Linked DNA regions of Homo sapiens: all the other regions are linked to region 3. Evidence: chromatin contacts called from ENCODE Hi-C or POLR2A ChIA-PET data. All regions are on one chromosome and are shown on one strand. The core of a region is the stretch at or near the end of the contact, and the rest is flanking DNA. Distances in the headings are between cores, read along the strand shown.

Evidence for each region. A loop is a pair of places that touch in the nucleus more often than their neighbours do. ChIA-PET counts read pairs that join two places held with the same protein, here RNA polymerase II (POLR2A). Pooled maps may share reads with other maps.
Region 1: a loop to region 3 is called in a map with no recorded cell type, with 2.0 times the contacts of the local background. The contact joins two enhancer-like sites. A Hi-C loop is called at or near these places in 1 of 37 single-sample maps with no recorded cell type. POLR2A ChIA-PET finds 5 or more read pairs at or near these places in 4 of 52 experiments (AG04449, HEK293, Panc1 and 1 more).
Region 2: a loop to region 3 is called in a pooled map, with 5 times the contacts of the local background. The contact joins two enhancer-like sites. A Hi-C loop is called at or near these places in 2 of 168 maps with a recorded cell type or tissue (PC-3 and mammary epithelial cell) and 11 of 50 pooled maps. POLR2A ChIA-PET finds 5 or more read pairs at or near these places in 6 of 52 experiments (CD4-positive, alpha-beta T cell, CD4-positive, alpha-beta memory T cell, HEK293 and 3 more).
Region 4: a pooled map shows a loop between it and region 3 (2.4-fold over the local background). The contact joins two enhancer-like sites. A Hi-C loop is called at or near these places in 1 of 168 maps with a recorded cell type or tissue (naive thymus-derived CD4-positive, alpha-beta T cell) and 8 of 50 pooled maps. POLR2A ChIA-PET finds 5 or more read pairs at or near these places in 4 of 52 experiments (GM12878, activated CD4-positive, alpha-beta T cell, activated naive CD4-positive, alpha-beta T cell and 1 more).

Annotation. Positions count from the first base shown.
Region 1 is chr6:111,948,747-111,952,311 of GRCh38, reverse strand. No RefSeq gene overlaps it. Among named protein-coding and RNA genes, the nearest start is that of LINC02527, 41 kb to the right of the region's middle. Within about 2 kb of position 1,409, at least 2 of the 41 ENCODE cell types and tissues checked have a DNase peak (open chromatin) inside an H3K27ac peak, as active enhancers do.
Region 2 is chr6:111,972,206-111,975,604 of GRCh38, reverse strand. No RefSeq gene overlaps it. Among named protein-coding and RNA genes, the nearest start is that of LINC02527, 65 kb to the right of the region's middle. Within about 2 kb of position 2,129, at least 25 of the 41 ENCODE cell types and tissues checked have a DNase peak (open chromatin) inside an H3K27ac peak, as active enhancers do; they include CD4-positive, alpha-beta T cell and PC-3, where a contact is called at or near this core.
Region 3 is chr6:111,802,459-111,806,053 of GRCh38, reverse strand. All of the region lies in intron 2 of FYN (FYN proto-oncogene, Src family tyrosine kinase), which reads left to right. Among named protein-coding and RNA genes, the nearest start is that of FYN, 69 kb to the left of the region's middle. RefSeq lists an enhancer at 1,016-1,105. Within about 2 kb of position 2,018, at least 13 of the 41 ENCODE cell types and tissues checked have a DNase peak (open chromatin) inside an H3K27ac peak, as active enhancers do; they include CD4-positive, alpha-beta T cell and PC-3, where a contact is called at or near this core.
Region 4 is chr6:112,014,933-112,018,157 of GRCh38, reverse strand. No RefSeq gene overlaps it. Among named protein-coding and RNA genes, the nearest start is that of CCN6, 38 kb to the left of the region's middle. Within about 2 kb of position 1,662, at least 5 of the 41 ENCODE cell types and tissues checked have a DNase peak (open chromatin) inside an H3K27ac peak, as active enhancers do.

The DNA of each region.
Region 1 (3,565 bases), core at 160-2,659, 150 kb before region 3:
TAAAGCCAGACTGAGCACGTTCAGGCTACAGCAGATACAGCAGGAAATATTTATGTGTATGTGGAGCTGGTAGAGGGGTGGAAGAAAAAATTAGTCTATATAGTCCATAAACATTAATCTCCTCTGGAACTGTGAAGAAAATGATTGGAATTAGGGTCTCTATTTTTTAAAAGAACTGATGTTAGAGGAGGTAAATGTTGAAAGACTCTAAGTAGATGAACAGAAGCAAAAAAATAAAAATCCCAAATATTTTATTCTCTGGTCTAGCCATCAAAGAATGTATCCTTTATCTTAAAAGATGGTTATCTAGTTGCTTTAAAGCCTGGGGAAAGATCTGAAAATGGCAAAATGCCTAATATATAGACTCTCTTGGGAAAAGAGGAGGGGAGATAAGAGGTTTTCCTATCAATGGAATACCAAGATTGACTTTCAGCTAGGAATCCAGCCAATTTATTACTTCTTTCCCATTGTGAAGAAATACTATAAACGGACACAATAAGCTCCAAAGAAACTGGCTGGAGGAAAAGAAAAAAAAAATCAAAACCCAAGTGTAGAAAGACAGGCAAGTAGGATCAATTTGCTGGGTTCTATCCAAGTCCACCTAATTATTGCAGGAGGCTTGGCTGGCAGCTTGACATCAGGCAGGCGGTCCTCAGGTTCCCGGGCCCGGCCGGCAACTTCCTACCTGCACTGGGTGGGTAACAGGGCAGCGCATCAACCTCCTACAAGTGCTCGGGTTTTCTGTTTCTGTGCCCCAGGGAGAGCCCTCCCAAAACCTAAGTACATTCTACTTTTTAGAATTGCTCCTTCAGGAGAATGGCCAAGACCCGGTGGCTTTTTTTTCCTGCTTAGGTGCAGCTACACACAGTCCTTTCTCCCCCTCCTTGGCCTTGTCCTCTTTCTTTTTCCACTGACCCCACCCAGAAAAGACTGTATTTCATTGTCTCTAACTAACTGAGTTACGCTTTCCACACCAAGAATATTATTTTAGAGAAAAAGATTATAATACTCTGTGGCATACTCAGAAACATCTGGAGAGAAGGCGTATGGACCTCAGGCTTGCTCTCATCTCCAAGCAAGCACTAACCCAGAGGGACTTTCTTTGCTACATTTAAGCGTTAAAGGGAGGCACCTTCCCTCTGCTCATTCTCCCTTCCCTACATCTGCTTCAATCCCAGTCCCACCCTATGGCAGCAGAGTGCAAAGGGAGCTGGCGGGCCATGCCATCGTCTCCTCTGACTGACCCTGAAGGATGCAGGGTGACTCTTCGCTGCAGCCTGGGAGTCTAGGCATAGGCGGATTCCCAGGATCTGGACGGTGCCCATGGCTTGCCTCCCTCTTCCTCTGTGTCAATCAGTCGGTCCTCCTCTGCCAAGCCAGCTGTCTGCACCTGGACATCTCTGTCATTTTGCTCCCTCGCTCTGCCTGGCAAGTAGCCAGGTTGGCAGGGTCCCTGCTGGGGTCTGTGCTCCATTGTATGGGCAGCCAGCTGGAGCTAGGTGGGGGTAGGAACACTCTCATGGGGCCTCTGGCCCACAAATGCCTGAAGCAGCCAACCATGCTCTGGCTTGACCTGGCTTTAACCCAATGTAAACTCATCTTCAGGCTTCCAGGGAGCTTCAGAGGCTGTGCCCTAACCAAATGGACAGGACTATTGCAAAGTATTTCTATTTATGCACAATGTAGTGTGGATTTACGTGGGTAGGCATATCTGGAGACCAAAGTTGATATTCTCCTCCGTCATGTCTAAATAGTACCTTCAAATGTAATTTTAAGTAGTCAACAAGAAAGTAGATATTTTTCAATAATCTTTACTCCATTTAAGGTTCTAGGACCTTCCAAAATTCACTGAATCTCTCAAAAGTCTTCACAGAGCCACATTTTCGAGTACCAGAATTACACTGTGGTACTTGATGTCACAGGTCATGCAAGTCCACAGTTCCTTATGTTAAGGCTCTTTTGGTTATAAGCAACAGAAAAAAATCTGCTGGCTTAAGCAGGAAGAGGGAATTTTATTGTAAGATGCTTGCACAGCTCACAGAACCAAATGAAGAATGCGAAGGAAGGAAAGAAAGGAGGAAGGAAGGAAGGAAAGAAGGGAGGAAGGAAGGAAGGAAAGAAGGAAGGAAGGAAAGAAGGAAGGAAGGAAAGAAGGAAGGAAGGAAGGAAGGAAGGAAGGAAAGAAGGAAGGAAGGGAGGGAGGGAGGGAGGGAGGAAGGGAGGAAGGAATGTGGGGGAAGGGGTCCTGACGCCCTCAGCTAGAAAAGGTCACTGCCCTCTCCAAATGCATTGCCATTGTCCTGTGTTTTCGTTTTATACTGCTGTCATAAAAAACTACCAGAAATACAGTGGCTAAAAGCAGCAGAAGCGTATTAGCTCACAGTTCTGTAGGTCAGAAATCTGGCATGGGTCAACGGAGTTCTTAGCTCAGGTGTCTCCCAAGGCCAAAATCAAGGTGTCAGCCATGCCAGGCTCTTATCTGGAAGCTCTGGGGAAGAATTCATTTCAGGCTCATTCAGGTTGCTGGCTGAATCCATTGTCTTGCAATTATAGGAATGAGGTTCTTGCTTGCTCACCAGCTGGGGGCCTCCATCAGCTCCTAGAGGCAACTGCAGTTTCCTCTCACATGGCACCTCCATCTTCTGGTCAGCAATGGTGTGCCGAATTCTGCCCATGCTCCAAATCTCTCTGACTTCTGATGTTTTCAAGGACCCAAATGATAGATCAGGCTCACCCAGATTATCTCCTGATTTTAAGGCCAACTGTGCCGTGTAACACAATCAGGGGAATAATCTCTCATCATCTCACCATATCACAGGTAGGGGATAGGGTTAGACATTCCAACTACGACACTGTAACTTGGCTCCAATAGCTTTGAGTCCCTGTCTGTATTTGTCACATTTCAAAGTCTCAGGAGAGAAAATCTGATTGTCCAGTTTGGGTCAGGGGTCCATCCCCAATCAATCAGCTATGACCAGGGACAGGCTGGGTATAAATCAGGGGTCAGCCCCTGATATCAGCACCTGAACATCAGCAGCTGTTCTGAGAGAGAAAGAAAGATCATCGGGAGATGGGCACTGATCACAAGAGGAATCCTGCTTGAAGAAGTAAGTAGAGAAGTGACCAGAGAAGAGAACCCCATTCAACATAGCTAAGCAGACAAGCCAGACAAAAGGTCTAAGGGAAGCATAGGCACAGTTAAGGGCGCATATTTGGTCTTTGTATTTTCCATCTGGGTTAAAAATGTGCGGCGTTGACACTATCACAGAATAGAACTGTGACTTTGTTAGTGAGCAAGTCCATTTCTGGGAGTCGTATGTTTTTCTCTTGAGAGTTGGGGATGTGGGGATGTATATGCTCCCCTACCTCCTCCCCAAGGGAGAGGGTCTATAACAGCACCCACACAAGCAGGGTTAGTAGAAAGCAGTCCAGAACCAAGTAGAAAATCTTTGGATTTATTAGGGAGTTTTCATATCTTCTTTGCCACCCCCAAGAAAACCAGGATTTGAGGCCATTATCCTTTGATTTTAAAGACTTGAAAAGTGAAGCTCCTCCTTGACATGAT
Region 2 (3,399 bases), core at 880-3,379, 170 kb before region 3:
AACTCCTACCACTGAGAAGAGTTGGCGCAAAGGGCTTCCTTTTGGTTCCAGTTTCTAACAAAACCAAAGGGAGAAATGCATCGTCCAGGAAAGTTGGTGTTTTGCTTAATCAGGCATCACCAACATAGACACTGTCTTAAAATCCCCAGCTAATCCTGCCCTCCTCATCACTCTGAGGCCAAAGTGCTGGGATTATGTTGTATTTATTTTTGTCTACTCAGTTCATCTAATTAGAATAGTAGGAGAAACAGGGCTAGGAACATACATCTCCTCATTCATGGAACCTAATAAGTGAAAGACCCGACAACCCAACCCTTTTACAAAAGTGCTTGCAATCCCTTAGGCAAGGGACCTAAGCTGCCAGTTGAGCTTCCCATGGACTGGAAACATGGAAAATGTGAGCTCTTTGTCACAGGGAGGACCTAATAAGAGACCAGGGGCCAGGAGCGGTGGCTCACGCCTATAATCCTGGCACTTTGGGAGGCCGAGGTGGGCGGATCACAAGGTCAGGAGATCAAGACCATCCGGGCTAACACGGTGAAACCCCGCCTCTACTAAATACAAAAAATTAGCCAGGCATGGTGGTACGCGCCTATAGTCCCAGCTACTTGGGAGGCTGAGGCAGGAGAATCGCTTGAACCTGGGAGGTGGAGGTTGTGGTGAGCCAAGATCGAGCCATTACACTGCAGCTTAGGCAACAAGAGCGAAACTCCATCTCAAAAAAAAAAAAGAAGAAGAAGAAAGAGACCAGGAAGATTACATGCTAAACTTTTCATAGATTACCCACATAACACTTCACAGTTATCATAATTGTCTGCTTACAGCTCTCTGTCTGGTACAAGGACTCTGTCTATCACAAGAGATGTTCAATAAATGTCTCCAATGAATAAATTACTGAATGAATGAGAGGTGTTTCCAAGTACACCATTACTATTTACCCAAATAAGAATTTAGCTTGTCTTGGTGTTTGTGTGTACACAAAGAGAAAATAAGGTAAGTCTTTCAGAAAGTACCTTACTACCTGTTTCGGATCTAAGATGGTGAAACCAGTTTTTAAAAAGAGACCACGGATCTTCCAAATGCATATACGTGTATATACTTATATAGCTATACAGAAATACACATATGCTCAAACACACACACACACACACACACACACACACCCACACACACACACAATGAGAAGTGCAGGCATCTGTAAGACTATAGCTTGGGGTAAGGTGACCTTGGACGCTTAAAGGTCATCCTTTACTGACACAATTTATACCCAGTAGCATCAAGAGAGTTTGTACTCATGTTTTCAGATAAATAAAACGACAATAAAAATTTTCTTACATTCCAAGAAATTTTGACTTTAGCTCCTGCCTTTTGTTCCATTCAGATTTTCTCCTTTTTTTCTATAATCTTCCACATGTTTCTCACACCATTAAGTGATTTTGTTACTATGGAAACCACACAGTCTGCATAAGGCTCAAGTATGATGTCAACTTAGAGAGTGATTTGAAATGTGTCCCATGGCCTGATAAAAAGCACTTGGAATAATATTGTGATGTGTCTATATAAACACATATCTGGGAATAATACACCTTTTAAAAATACAGGTGGGTATATGGGTGGGCAAACATGATTAATGAAGAATTCACTTACAGATACTGCTCCAAATGAAAATAAAGCTTGGTTAGGAAATGCCAGGTTTATAAAATCATGGTAATTATGAGTTAGAGCATGCAGAGTTTATCCCTTACATGCAAACTTTGCCTTGTTTGTGAAGTACTTAAATCCTAGCTTTCTAAAAGAGCTTTCCTAGAAATATTTAAAAACAGCACAGTGAACATCTAAGGAGAAAATTTTAGGTGACTTTCCGCCTGGAGGGGAAAGATAAAGAAGCTCTCCTCTTGGGGTGGTTTCTAAGCCTCTGGGTCCTTAATTCTCCGGCTGGAGATCTTGTTCTCATTTCCTAGGCAAAGTCCTGCCTTCAGACTAACACATATGTTTCTGATGTCATCATCTGGCCGTGAGTCTGTACATGATTCAGTGGCAGTGGAATCTCCCCTAATACTCTGAAATCACTTATTACACTGATAACAGTGGGGCGGGGGTGGGGGGACATGGAGGAGACTGGGAACCCTCGACCAAAAATCTCCCTAGGCTGTCTACTTGAGGACAAGCCACAAATCTGTGAGAGCTGTCAGACAACAAAGTAAGTGGCATGGAAGGCAAGCTCTGCTCCCTCCTCCTCTCCTCCTCAGCCGCCCTTCCTTCCGTCAGATCACTCGCAAGCGAGTCATCGCAACAACACTCCCGAGAACATTCTTGTTGGGTAATAAGAAAGCATAATTATATACTTCAGAGCTGTTGAGGTTTTCTTCTAGTTTCAAAACAATGAACATCCTGTGGAAAGATAGTGCCACTTGTGAATAAGCTGAGATTCTTTCCCCTGAACAACACACAGACAGTGGTTTGGAGGAAAAACCAGAGGACGGCCCTATTTAATGATTTTATTCCTTGGGTAACCTAACTGCATTGTTCTGTGGTACTCCCAGAAACAGGCTTCTGAAAGCATAATTATAAGTGTAATATCTTCAAAACTAAATATTGCGTTCTCTCCCTCTGTCTCTTTCTGTCTCTGCACACATGAGGACACACACACACACACACATACACTCTGAACAGGCCATCTAGTGCTGAGAGAAATGGAGTTGTTTCTAAGTTCATAGCAGGCAAAACTCGAAACTGACTTCAGTAACGTGTTATTGGTTTATTCACGTATTCCTAGTTCTCACCCCAGGCGTGATGAGTGAAGATGTGGAAAGGATTTCAAGTGTCTCCATAAGTGACATGGTGGTCTTTCTGGATTTGGAATCAGAGTGAAGCTCCATGAATGTGCAGAATTATGGGCTTTCCAGAGGCAGCCATTGGTTCCTGTGATTATCATCCCAACATTCCTCAGAGTCCCACAGAAAGTCACAAGAAACAGTTGTTGCTGGAGCTGAAGAAAACAACATTTAACATTTCAAAAATGCCAATCCTTTCAGTGCTCCTGTTTACTAATTATTGTCCATATGACTTCACAGGTGAGGAGATGGAGACCCAAAAAATGCCCTAGGCATTCCTATCTCAGTCTTTGTTCAGACTGAACTTCCAGAGCCCAGACTCTTCGCTTATGGCTAAATCAGGCCGTCCTTCAGAGAAGGCTGAGTTGCTTGTAAACCATCATGTAAGTGTGGTTCCTTGAACCACAGCCCACTAAACTCTCAGTTCCACTCTGATGGCCTCAGCAAAACATGCTTCCAAATAAAAACATCACATTGGTGATTTTATAAGGCTTAGGTCAAGTTCTTTTGACCACATGGACCCTGCCACGCGGAAATGAAAATTGTCAATAGCTGTTAGAAAATA
Region 3 (3,595 bases), core at 769-3,268:
TTCCTACTGCACCCATCCCACTTCCCCGTTCCTTTTTTCCCTTATCTACAGGGTCTTCAACTGCCTCAAGAGCTGTTGTGGGCTCAGAAGAAAAGGAAAAGACTAGGAAAAGCAGAAACACGCTGGAGGAACTACTGTGAGAGCCAGCTCCTAAGTGGTCCCAGCTTCCCCCACCCCTCTGCCTACTTTTTTTTCCACTTCAACTTTTACACGGCCTGTAATTCAGTCATTTTAATTTGAGGTTGTAAATGACCTTTAAAGAAAAAGCAGTGGTTTCAGAGGGGGCTGATGACTCATTAAATGATCAGTGATGCATGTGTATGAGTTAATTCAGCCAGCTTGTTCAACCAAGGGAAGGGGGAGGGGGCTGTGCTTGGAAGGGTGGTCAGTAGACAATTCAGGTGCCTCAGGAAGAAGGGAGCCAGGTGGGATGTGTAATGCTGTGAAGCCGATAGGAGGAGCAGAAAGGGGGCCAGTGTAGGAGGGCAGAAGGAACCTGAACCACATGGACCCTTGTTTTATTCTGCGTAAAGACTGGTTTGGTGAGGCAGCCTGGTACCTAAGACCAACAACAGCAGCGTCTCACATGTGTAGAGTTGCCAGATTTGGCAAACAGCAAAATATAGGACACCCAGTTAAATTTGTATCTCAGATAAACGATGTATAATTTTTAATGTAAGTATGTCCCAAATTGTGTATCTGAAATTCACGCTTATCCAGACATCATGAATTGTATCTGGCAGTGTTCACAATGGCTTAGAACCTGATATTTGACAGCTCCGTGAGAAAGATGTCTGTCCCACTTTAGTGATGGGAATGCCAAGGCTAAGAGGGGTTGTGGTTGCCAGCCTCTTCGCTGGTAGAAAAGAAGCCTTCAAAGATAGTGTTCCTGCTCCTTGGCCATACATGTAAAACGCCTTGTAGGACTAAACAGTTGTCTGGCAAACACACTTCGAGTCATGTGGTGTTTATCTCGGGGTAGCAGAAAGGGCACTAGATTAAGGGGAGGCCTGTTAGAAAGGCTGAAGCAGGCTGAAAAGGACTCCTGGAGGTTAACCCCTGGGTTAGGTTTAAGGCAGAGAGGCCTGGAAGAAACATAAGAATCACCTGGTGTACTTTGATAAAGAAGCTGAGGACTAAGGAAGTGATGTGGTGACTCAAATCACAGGAGAAATGACCAGCGAAGCCTAGAGCAGCATCAGGGTTTCTGAAGTCCTCACTGAGTTCTTTCTATTATATTACATGGTGCTGACGTAGCAGATTCTTATTAAAGCCTCCAAGTTTCCACACAACGCCACAGTACCCACTGGTGGGAAGGACCACATACTGCTTATGAGTCACAGCCCTCGTTTTCTTTTCTGTTGGTGTAAGTACTGCCTAAGTATCCCCTTGTTACCAAGAGGCTGATTATGTGTTATACCCCAGTGAACAAAGACTAGGGACCAAAAATTCAGGTTGTGCCATTTATTGCATTGGACGTAATTTAGGGCATGGTGTGTTTGTTTCCAAAATCCAGCTACTCAATAGAATGAAAGAGAAACTTAAAGTTTTACCTCCTTCTGGATTTTTTAAAAAATTCATTGGTTTTGCGATGTAGCATCCTATTCCTGTGTGGAACAGGGATGCTGGAAAGCCGCAGTCCCAGTAGTCTGCTTATGAGCTACTGGGGACCTCTACAGCATCCACCTGGGAAGAAAGGAATGCCCAGAACAGAGGGTGCCGCTTCTAAAGCTGAGGTCTCTGTTCCCCAGTTCCCCCCAGTTCCCCCATAAAATCTGAGGGTTTTATGATCACAGGGGATGTGGGTGTTCTTCAAGCCTGACTTTGGCCTGTTTTTCTGAATCCTTAAGCATGGCCCTCGTATATTTTCAGAACGATGATGTCTCTTCCTGCCTTTAAATACACAGGAATGAAATGTTCCATTTTGGTTTATTTGGTTTACTTTAGCAGCTTTTGATGTAAACTGTGGGTTTCAGCATAAGAAGACTTAAGTGAAACTAGTAGCTGTATCCACACTGTCTCATCCCCGCAGTCAATTAGCACGTGGGAAACCATTTTGAGGGGAGGAGGTCATTTCTGGGAGAGAAGAAGCTTTTCCTGTTCTCTTCTCATGTGGTTTGCTCCATTCCTAACACTATGGATATTTTTTTGGTGTTTCCTTGGAAAGCAAAATATCCCATATTAACATACCATGGCTGCTTTGGGAAGCTGTGCATTTCCGCAGATTATTCCTTCAGGAAACTCTACATTTGCGCTGTTGGCTGCAAGAATGAAATTATCCTTGGCAAGTTGTTTCATTTTAATCTCAGGAGCAATGGTGTTAAATGTTAGCCAGTCAAAGCCATAAGCAAAGACTGTTATTCAAGTTTCTGTGTTAACCCTTTATCTCTGTGGTCTTTCCCCACCTACCCCACACCCCCATGCCCCAGGAGTCACTGGTTCAAAACACTATGAAGTGGATTACTTCCTTCCATGATACTAACAGTATTTATACTTGACTCTTCACAGATTGGAGAATATGAAACAGAATGTGAAACTAAACAGCTGAGGATATATGATGAATGAAACTGGCTGGGATCTGATCAGTTTTATAATTTGCAGTCCTCAATTCAGAGTAGTTTAGGAATAAGAAAACCTCTTGGACATTTATTAATGTTACCGGTTGACTTAAAAAAAAAAGATTGTGGGGTAAAACCTTACTTCCACAGTCAAGCCATAAAAGTGGCATGATTTGGGAGAGAAAAAAAGGTTATAATGAAGCCCAAATATTTGAAGTGATTGAATTAATACTTTCAGAGGAGTGCCCCTGAAGGGCAGAGTGATTTGGAATATCCAGAATATTAATACTACCAGTTAGCCAAAAGCAGTGCTCAAGGGATGAAGCAGGAGCTTGGCCTTGGAACTCCAAATGGCCTTTGAGGGTTAGTGGGAAGCAGATGTTTTGAGGCAGTTGGAGGATCTTGTGAACAGTCTTCAAAGCAGGTGGAGGCTTTTTAATAAAGAAAAGTGGGTAAACAGCTAGGCTGCTGGATTTCCATTTTTCTCCCTTAGAAGAACTAGATTCTGGTCATCTTCTGGTCCCAGATTATACGATTTCCTAGCCAAGAAAATCATGTATGATTGAGAAATCTAGGACTTTTTCCCAGTTTATTTAAGAAACCCACTCTACATCTATGTTGGTAAATAGTGGTTAAGTGGACTGTGGCTCTACTACGTTCCTGTCCCACAAAGGAATAAGATGCTGCATTGTAAATCCAATGAATTTTTTTTTTTTTTTCAGCCAGAAAGAGTGTTCTCACACTGCTATGAAAAATTACCTGATTGGGACCAGGCACGGTGGCTCATGCCTGTAATCCCAGCACTTTGGGAGGCTGAGGCAGGCGGATCACTTGAGGTCAGGAGTTCGAGACCAGCCTGGCCAACATGGTGAAACCTGTCTCTACCAAAAATACAAATTAGCTGGGTGTGATAGCAGGCACCTGTAGTCCCAGCTATCGGGAGGCTGAAGCAGGAGAATCACTTGAACCCAGGAGGTGGAGGTTGCAGTGAGCCAAGGTCACACCACTGCTCTCCAGCCTGGGCAATAGAGCGAGAC
Region 4 (3,225 bases), core at 413-2,912, 210 kb before region 3:
GATAAACTCTCATTTAAATTCAGGCATATACACCCACAGGCTGATCAACAAACGCACACCATGAATTGAATGATAAATAATACATGCAGACAAAGACAACACCAGCACTTATTTGCAGATGAAAGAACACTAGAAATTATTTCTGATGGAAATATAAAAGATTAAATTCAAGCAGAGAGTGGAGGAGAAAGTATTCTTTAAAGCTCCTCAAGAAACACCCTCATTGTTTCACTTTCAAAAAGACACTTTCTGTCTTGAGTTGGGAATTCAGTGGGCATTGCACTCAGAACTCGGGCCTCAATGGGAGATGCTAATCCACGAAGGATAGAGCTTGGGAGGACAATCATAGCTTAGGTCTAGGACAGGGCACCTGATGGTGGTCAGCCTAGCATACATCTCCTTCCTTCTGGTAATTTTCTACAGGAGAGCTATTCCTTTTCCAGTCTCACTCCATAAAGCCAATAGTGCTGTGTCTTACCTTCCACCATGATGGGATCAGCAATGGGAATATGAACCAAATCATTCCAGTGAGACTCAGTTGCTAGACTTTGCTCTCTTTTCGCCAAGGTTGTGAGCCAATGAGAGTGAGCCTGGAGAGCTCATGAGCGTCAGGAAAGCCTGCCTGAAAGCACAGAGGAAAAGTGAGCTGAGAAATGGAGCACTACAGGTGCCTGATCATGTAGTGTGAGCACCTGGACTCAGCCTTTCCTGAAGCTAGACTGCCCTGGACATTTCGGTGACATGAGCCAATAAATTCCGTTTTGTGCATAAGTCATTCTGTCACTTTCAGTCATGCACTCAGTAAGGTGGACTGCTGGCTCCCACTCACATAGCTTGGGTGACATCACTGTGTGGTAGAAGCAGACCTGAGTATGAATGTATGAGGAAAGGAGATGGGGAGCTGGGGGCTCACAGAGCCCGGGGGAGGTGACTGCTAGGCATCTGGGCCTCATCTCTCTGGTGTGATTCCAGCCTCACTCTGTGATAATAAAGCTCCCAAGGGGTCTTAAGTTGGTAAAACTGAGATGGTCTTGGGACCTAACTAAGGATTACTCATGGCACCTTTATCTTAAACTTTGACAGCTTAAAGAAGCAAATGTGCCTAAGTATGTGTAATATACATGAACATATATAGGCACATATGTACATATAATTACTAATAGGAAAGCAGTCTTCTTATGTATTAGTAAGAAGATTTATCCTACTGACAGGCAAAACCCACATAAGAAAATTCAGGTTTATTAATTGATAAATTAGGGAGTAGTTATTTATTTGTTAAGGATTACACAGGATGCCAATGAAAAAATTATAGGGCAGACAAGGCCCTTGCCTAAGATTAGGAGAAACAATTCTCAGAGGGAGAGGATCATGGCCTGGCAAGACACCCCAAAGGATGTTTAATACAATATGGAAAATGCAATTTAAACATGCAAATTAAAACAAAAATGTGCATCAAATCAAAACCATGAGCATTGTGGGAACATACAATGCTGGAAATAGGCGAATGAGAAAGGTTCTTATGAACGGCCCCAAGCAGGAAAGCTGACTGTGAATGACTAAACGGAACTATGAAAAGTTTGATATCCCCTGTGTCAGTGTTTAGGGAAAGTCCCCTAGGGTGGAGGCCAGGGCTTGGGAAATTCTGATGCGTGGGAAGAGCGAGCATGATGGCTCCTGTCCTTGTGGATGGTTCAGAACAGCTCCGCAGATGAGCTGTTCCCCCAGATCTGTCACAGACATTGCCCCCATTCAGGCTATCTTGGACTCCTTGCCCCACAGCCAATCCATCTAATCCTTTTAGCTTCACCTTCAAATATATATAGACTCTAACTCATTCTCATGCTTTGGTCCTGGGACGGCATCAGCCCCTGCGAGGGCTGCTGTGTCTCTTGACTGGTCTCCTTGCTTCCACCCGGGCCCTCCTACAGTCTCTTCCATCGACAAGAGAGTGAGCCTTTAAAAACACAAGTCAGACCCTGCCAGTCCTCAGCTAGAAACTTCTCCATCTTCCCCAGAAAAAACCATAGTCTTACCACAGCCCACAAGGCCCTCTGCTCTGTACTCCATGGCCCATTCCCCCATCACCTCTCCGGCCTCATCGACTCCTACTCTTCCCCTGTCGCTCTGCCAGCCTTCCAGCCCTTCCTACACCTCCTTGAACTTCTCAGGGTACTTCAAAAATGCCAGGGTGAATCACTTCAGGACCTTTCACTTGCCTTTCCCTTTCTTAGAACATTCTTCCCCTGGATACCTGCAGGCTACATCCCTCATCTCCTGTGGGGCTTTGATCAGAAGCCTGCCATCAGCGAAGCCTTCTCTGACCACAGTATTTACAATTACAAACTCCCCGCAAGTACACCTACATTCAGAGTGTTAGGAAGGAAAAAGTAATTTGATCTTTAAAAAGAAAGGAAAAGCTGGACAACTAGGGAGGTTTAGGTGGGAAGATCACTTAAGCCCGGGAGTTTGAGTTCAACCTGGGCAACATAGCAAGACTATTTATAAAAAAAAATAAAATAAAAATTTTAATTCAAATACTCAGCATTCCTGTTTCCATTCCCAGCTTCATTTCTCTTTATAGCTTTATCACCATCAAACATATGCAAAAGCAAAGTTCTTAAAGTTTATTCTGAGCACATACCAATGTTCAACGTTTTAGTCAACTTATTAATAAGGAAACCAGAAGAAAGACAAGAGCTGATTCAAAGAGCATCCAAATAAACGACTTATGTAGTCAATCTGGGTAAAGGATATTGACATAAGATTGCTAAATTAGATACAAGAGTAATTAATGTTCTACAGGACAATACAACTGTAACTTCAAATTATCTTATTTACCAGGACCACCCCCAACCCCCATGCACACACAACAAAAGCAAGACATTATTACCTCATATCAGTTTTTTGCAGTTTAACCTCCAAATTTATAGGTGGTTAAACATCTGGTCCCTTGTTAGTTAAACAAAGTTATATCCCCTTGAGAATCAGAGGATAGTCAGGAGCTGTTTATAAAATGTTCTATCATCAGATTAAAGAAAGCAGTCATCACTTAGGTTTATTTCCAAGTAAGGGATAAATTATTAGTTTATACCTATCATATGTTTTGCTTGTTTATTTCTTTTTAGTTGTCCGTCTTACTCTACTAGAATGCAAGCTCCATGAAGCAGGATTTTTGTCTATTTTTCACTGTTGTGCCCAGCACCCAGAATGGTGCCTAAGCCACAG